Linked DNA regions of Homo sapiens: region 2 is linked to region 1. The links are chromatin loops, found by intact Hi-C in ENCODE. Cell type or tissue: breast epithelium. All regions are shown on one strand. Each heading gives the region's core, and the rest is flanking DNA. Links, peaks and the distances in the headings are about the cores only. Region 1 overlaps TM2D1 (TM2 domain containing 1). Region 2 overlaps PATJ (PATJ crumbs cell polarity complex component).

Region 1 (2,917 bases), core at 282-2,781:
CACAGGCCAGCATGCCCGGCTGATTTTTCTATTTTTAGTAGAGACGGTGTTTTACCATGTTGGCCAGGCTGGTCTTGAACTCCTGACCTGGTGATCCACCCACCTCGGCCTCCCAAAGTGCTGGGATTACAGGTGTGAGCCACTGCGCCCATCCAGGGCTCTTTAGTTTTTAATATTTTTTACCAGGCATTTTCAACTCACCTAGAAATATTTGGTTTTTGGCCGGGCGCGGTGGCTCAGGCCTGTAATCCCAGCACTTTGGGAGGCCGAGGCGGGTGGATCATGAGGTCAGGAGATCGAGACCATCCTGGCTAACAAGGTGAAACCCCGTCTCTACTAAAAATACAAAAAATTAGCCGGGCGCGGTGGCGGGCGCCTGTAGTCCCAGCTACTCGGGAGGCTGAGGCAGGAGAATGGCGTGAACCCGGGAAGCGGAGCTTGCAGTGAGCCGAGATTGCGCCACTGCAGTCCGCAGTCCGGCCTGGGCGACAGAGCGAGACTCCGTCTCAAAAAAAAAAAAAAAAAAAAAAGAAATATTTGGTTTTTAAAAGTTTTGTACAGAAACCTGTCATCTCAAAAAAACAGTGCATTTCTGTTAGGCAAGGTATATTGGAAAATATCCCCAGCTGGTATCATAATAAGTGTCTTGTATTGCAACTGTCTCTTTAAGACCTGATTTTAGATAATCTGCAGGAAGATCTCACAAGGCTGTATGACAAGAAAGTGACAGCTTCAGACTAAGCAAGTGCAAGGTAGATACTTGTAGAGAAAAATGATCTACAATCTAGTAATACTGTGCTTTCTGGCACACTTAATCTACTTACTGGCTTGAGGATATGAAAAGATTTAAAGCTGCTTTTTGAGAAAAAAAACCTGTGTTTATAGATACTTTTGCAGACCCCTCCTTTTTTTTTTTTTTTTTTTTTGTTTTTGAGTTGCGGGGGGTCTTGTCCTCTTACCCAGGCTGGAGTGTAAGTGGCATGATTGTGGCTTACTGCAACCTATGTCTCCCAGGCTCAAGCAATTCTCCTGCCTCAGCCTCCTGAGTAGCTGGGACCACAGGCACATGTCACCACGCCTGGCTAATTTTTTGTATTTTTGATAGAGATGGGTTTCACCATGTTGGCCAGACTGGTCTTGAACTCCTGGCTGCAAGCAATTCACCTGCCTCGGCCTCCCAAAGTGCTGGGATTACAGGCATGAGCCGCTGCACCCGGCCTAGATTCTCAGCTTTTTTTTTTTTTTGAGGTGGAGTCTCATTCTATCTCCCTGGCTGAAGTGCAGTGGCGCAATCTCAACTCACTACAACCTCTGCCTCCTGGGTTCAAGCGATCCTCCTGCCTCAGCCTCCCAAGTAGCTGGGATTTCAGGTGTGTGCCACCACACCCCACTGATTTTTGTCTTTTTAGTAGAGACAGGGTTTCACCATGTTGGTCAGGTGACCTGACCTCAAGTGATCCTCCTGCCTTGGCCTCCCAGAGTGCTGGGATTACAGGCATGAGTCACTGTGCCCAGCCAATTCTCAGCTTTTAAGTGTGCACTCTTTCCTAAAATTGATGTAAAATTGTGGAATTTTAGAGAGTAGTTCTTTCATATCTGTTCTCCAGTGGATCATGATGGCTGTGAAATTGCTGTGGTGTTTAGAGTCCACTTTGAAGAGTGCTATAACATGTTAATTTTCATGATAGTATTAAATATACTGGAGGCTGGGTACGGTGGCTCACACCTGTAATCCCAGCACTTTGGGAGACTGAGGCGGGTGAATTACTTGAGGCCAGGAGTTCGAGACTAGCCTAGCCAACATGGTGAAACCCCATCTCTACTAAAAATACAAAAATTAATTGGACATGGTAGCAGGTGCCTATAATCCCAGCTACTGGAGAGGCTGAGACATGAGAATTGCTTGAACCCAGGAGACGGAGGTTGCAGTGAGCTGAGATCGCACCAGGGCACTCCAGCCTGTGCAATAGAGTGAGACTCGGTTTCAATAAATAAATGAACAAACTGGAAATGACATTTTTTCCAACCATTTAAATTCATGTTGAAAAATTTTAGATGTCTGTTTAAATGTGTGAGGGCATATATAGTTTATAAAAATTTAATTTATAGCAGGTATATGTGCAGAATTTTTTTGAAGATGACTAATCTATAGCAGGGTTTCTCAACCTCAGTGCTATTGATTTTTTGGACTGGGTAATTCATTGTTGTGGGGAGGCTATCTTGTGCACTGTAGGATGTTTATGAGTATCCCTGGTCTGTACTCACTATATGCCCCTAGCAGCTCCCCAGTGACAACTGAAAATGTTTCCAGACCTTGCCAAATGTCCTCTGGGGAGTAAAAATGCCCCAGTTAAGAATTACTGATTTTACTGAGTTAGGGCTAGTTACATCATGGTGGCTCACACCTGTAATCCCAGTACTTTGAGTGGCTGAGGCAGGAGGATCTCCTGAGGCCAGGAGTTCCAGCCTGGCCAACATCAAAACCTCATCTCTTAAAAAAAAAAAAGAATTAGTGATCTAAAACCATGTTGATCTCCTTTCAGTGACATAGAATTTATATCAACATTTCAGACTTTTGCTGACCTCAACTTTGAGTTGTCTACTATATAACTAATCAAAAGCATGATCCAAGATGGAAGATTTTCAAGAGATATAATCTAAAGGATGTCACATTAATTCATTGGCAAAAGTCAATAAATTTTATCCCTGTGCCAAGGCAGGTAGCCAAATAGCTACATACCAATTGCCTGTTAAGTTCTGCCACATCTCTTTGTATTTTTTTTTTTTTTGAGACGGTCTCACTCTGTTGCCCAGGCTGGAGTGCAGTGGCATGATCACAGCTCACTGCAGCCTTGACCTCCCAGTCCTGCCTCAGCCTCCTGACAACAGGTGAGCACCACCATGCCTGACCAATTAT
Region 2 (2,917 bases), core at 126-2,625, 110 kb before region 1:
GTAGCTGGGACTACAGGCGTGCGCCACCATGCCTGGCTAATTTTTTTGTATTTTTAGTAGAGACGAGGTTTCGCTATGTTGAGAATTCCTAGTCTCTTGACTGTCCCTCTTCCACTCCTTACCTGAATGCAGAGTCTGTACCTTTAATCTCCATAACTTCAGCCCTGGAACAGTACCTGGCACTAAACATGGGCTCATTAAATGTTATTTGAACTAATCCATGAAAAATAGTGCCTCATTTAAGATGTCCTTTTCCATCTAGCCAACTTAAGTGAAAACATTTCCGATTTGGGAAAGGCAATCGTTTATCCATTCTAGGTCTGTGAGGATTCATATGGGCTGAGATACGAGTCAAGGGCTGAGAAACTCTAGCCAATGTCGAGTAAAGAGATGAGTGTCTCAGTTGCACCCATCTTTGTTGGTTGTAACAGTCAAGGGCATTCACCAAACTCCATTCCCCTGACTTTCAAAGACAGACTAAAGATTTCTCATTGTGGCCTTATAATCTCAAATACGGTAAATGGTACTCATGATGATTTGCATTTCCTGTATCAATAGTCTGATACCTAAAAAACACCAGACCTACCTCGAACTATATTTTATAAGGAGAAAACCCTACACAGGGTGGCAGTGCATCTACCATGTGGCTCTCTTCCTCTTCTCTGTGATCTTCTATCCCTGAGCTTGCCACCTCCCTCAGTCTTCTGCTTTCAGTCCCCAGAGTGCCACAGGCCTTCCTTCAGACAACATCTGAGGCTCACTTCTGTCTCACTATAGACATGCAGACAAATGTGAAGTGGCAAGGAGTCTGGCTGACTAAGACCTCAACACGCACATGAGGGACTTCTAGCCCTGGGATAATTTCCTGAAAATTAAGTGCTCCTGACCACTAAGCACTTCAGGATCTGCGACCATCTCTGGCAAGAAGATGTTCTAGTTCTCTAAATGAAAGGCTAAGATAGTTTTTCCGGCCGGGCATGATAGCTCACGCCTGTAATCCCAACACTTTGGGAGGCCGAGCGGGAGGATCACAAGGTCAGGTGATCGAGACCATCCTGGCTAACACGGTGAAACCCTGTCTCTACTAAAAATACAAAAAAATTAGCCGGGCATGGTGGCAGGCGCCTGTAGTCCCAGCTGCACGGGAGGCTGAGGCAGGAGAATGGCATAAGTAAACCCGGGAGGTGGAGCTTGCAGTGAGCTGAGGTTGCACCACTGCACTCCAGCCTGGGCGACAGAGCGAGACTCAGCCTCAAAAAAAAAAAAAAAGATAGTTTTTCCTCCCGTTCCCTCTCTTGTGCTTTCTTTCTTCCTCACTGCTGCCACTTCATTCTCCTGTCATTGTACCAAATCATGGGTATGGATAGCTAAGGAGATATTAGTGTCATGTAGCAGGACATCTAAAGGAGGTGAGGAAAAGCTCTCAGAGAAATGCTTCTGTATTAACAGTTTACCACTCATCTCTGCCAACTGTCTTCCTTCCTTGTTTATGAGCCAGATGCTACAGGGCAAAGAGTTGCCAGTGGATCCACCATAGCTCATCCCCAGTGCGGTGCTGGGTCTTATACTGGCTTGAGAGCAGACTGCTAAATTTTCACTGATTTTGCAAGCCAGTTGTTAAACAATTTAAAATTAAACCATATAAAGTTACAATTAATAAAAATAAATGTAGGCCGGGTGTGGTAGCTCACACCTTTAATCCCAACACTTTGGGAGGCCAAGGCGGGCAGATCACCTGAGGTAGTGAGTTCAAGACCAGCCTGACCAACATGGAGAAACCCCATCTCTACTAAAAATACAAAATTAGCTGAGTGTGGTGGCACATGCCTGTAATCCCAGCTATTCGGGAGGCTGAGGCAGGAGAATCGCTTGAGCCCAGGAGGCAGAGGTTGCAGTGAGCTGAGACTGAGCCATTGCACTCTAGCCTGGGCAACAAGACTGAAACTCCGTCTCTAAATAAATAAATAAATAAATAGGCCAGGCACGGTGGCTCACGCCTGTAATCCCAACACTTTGGGAGGCCGATGTGGGTGGATTGCCTGAGGTCAGAAGTTCAAGACCAGCCTGGCCAACTGAAACCCTGTCTCTACTAAAAATATAAAAATTAGCTGAGCATGGTTGGGCACACCTGTAATCCCAGCTACTTGGGAGGCTGAGGCAGGATAATTCCTCGAATCCAGGAGGCAGAGGTTGCAGTGAGCCGAGATTGTGCCACTGCACTCCAGCCTGGGCGACAGAGCGAGACTCCATCTCAAAAAATAAATAAATAAATTAATTAAATACAGTAAAATAAAAATAAAAATAAATGTAACAAGTACTCAAAATGCATCACTTCCTAATTATTTTTCACTCTTTTACTAATATCTATGTTCATGAAGTGATTTATATCTACTATATCTGTACAGAGAGGAACACTCTCTATCAGAACTCAAAGAACACTGAGGGGTGGACAACTGAAAGAGACACATGAAGTGCTTGGTTTGGTTAGTTGCTAAATGCAGGTGGGACAAGTGATTAAACAGTCTTACTCCTACAGAGAAGCCTGCAGCATTGAAGCGCTACTGTGCATTGCCTCTCAGCTCACTGATCAGTGACGCCATTTTGGTAGCTTTATATCTGCCATGGTGGGAGTATTTACACCACAGATATTGGTACATGCTACAAATTGGAGCTGCCTTCCCACCCGCGCCCCCCCACCGCCGCCTGCCGCCCCACGCTGCTTTTGAGAGCTAGAAACTTACCAGCATACCACTGATCTATAATATAGTTTGGACATGATATTCAGCATATATGTACGGGGTATAAACTGTGTGCAAGGCATTGGGCTATGAGCTGGAAATATAGGATGAAGTCTTTGCCCTCCTAGAACTAACATCTAGCATGGCAGACAAATAAATAGGCAAAAAGGTAAGTAGAC

The links. Hi-C counts contacts between places; a loop is a spot of excess contacts. Peaks named below come from ENCODE experiments on the same cell type or tissue, not always from the same donor. Only the 100,000 strongest peaks of a DNase experiment are listed, where the experiment ranks them.
Region 2: a loop joins it to region 1, with 20 times the contacts of the local background. A loop is called at or near these places in 5 of 110 quality-filtered maps.

Annotation. Positions count from the first base shown.
Region 1 is chr1:61,711,498-61,714,414 of GRCh38, reverse strand. The region is part of intron 2 of TM2D1 (TM2 domain containing 1); the gene reads left to right. Among named protein-coding and RNA genes, the nearest start is that of TM2D1, 12 kb to the left of the region's middle. RefSeq lists a silencer at 2,881-2,917. In breast epithelium, for the core only: no CTCF peak of the experiment used is centred there; no DNase peak of the experiment used is centred there.
Region 2 is chr1:61,819,396-61,822,312 of GRCh38, reverse strand. All of the region lies in intron 14 of PATJ (PATJ crumbs cell polarity complex component), which reads right to left. Among named protein-coding and RNA genes, the nearest start is that of MIR12132, 25 kb to the left of the region's middle. In breast epithelium, for the core only: no CTCF peak of the experiment used is centred there; no DNase peak of the experiment used is centred there.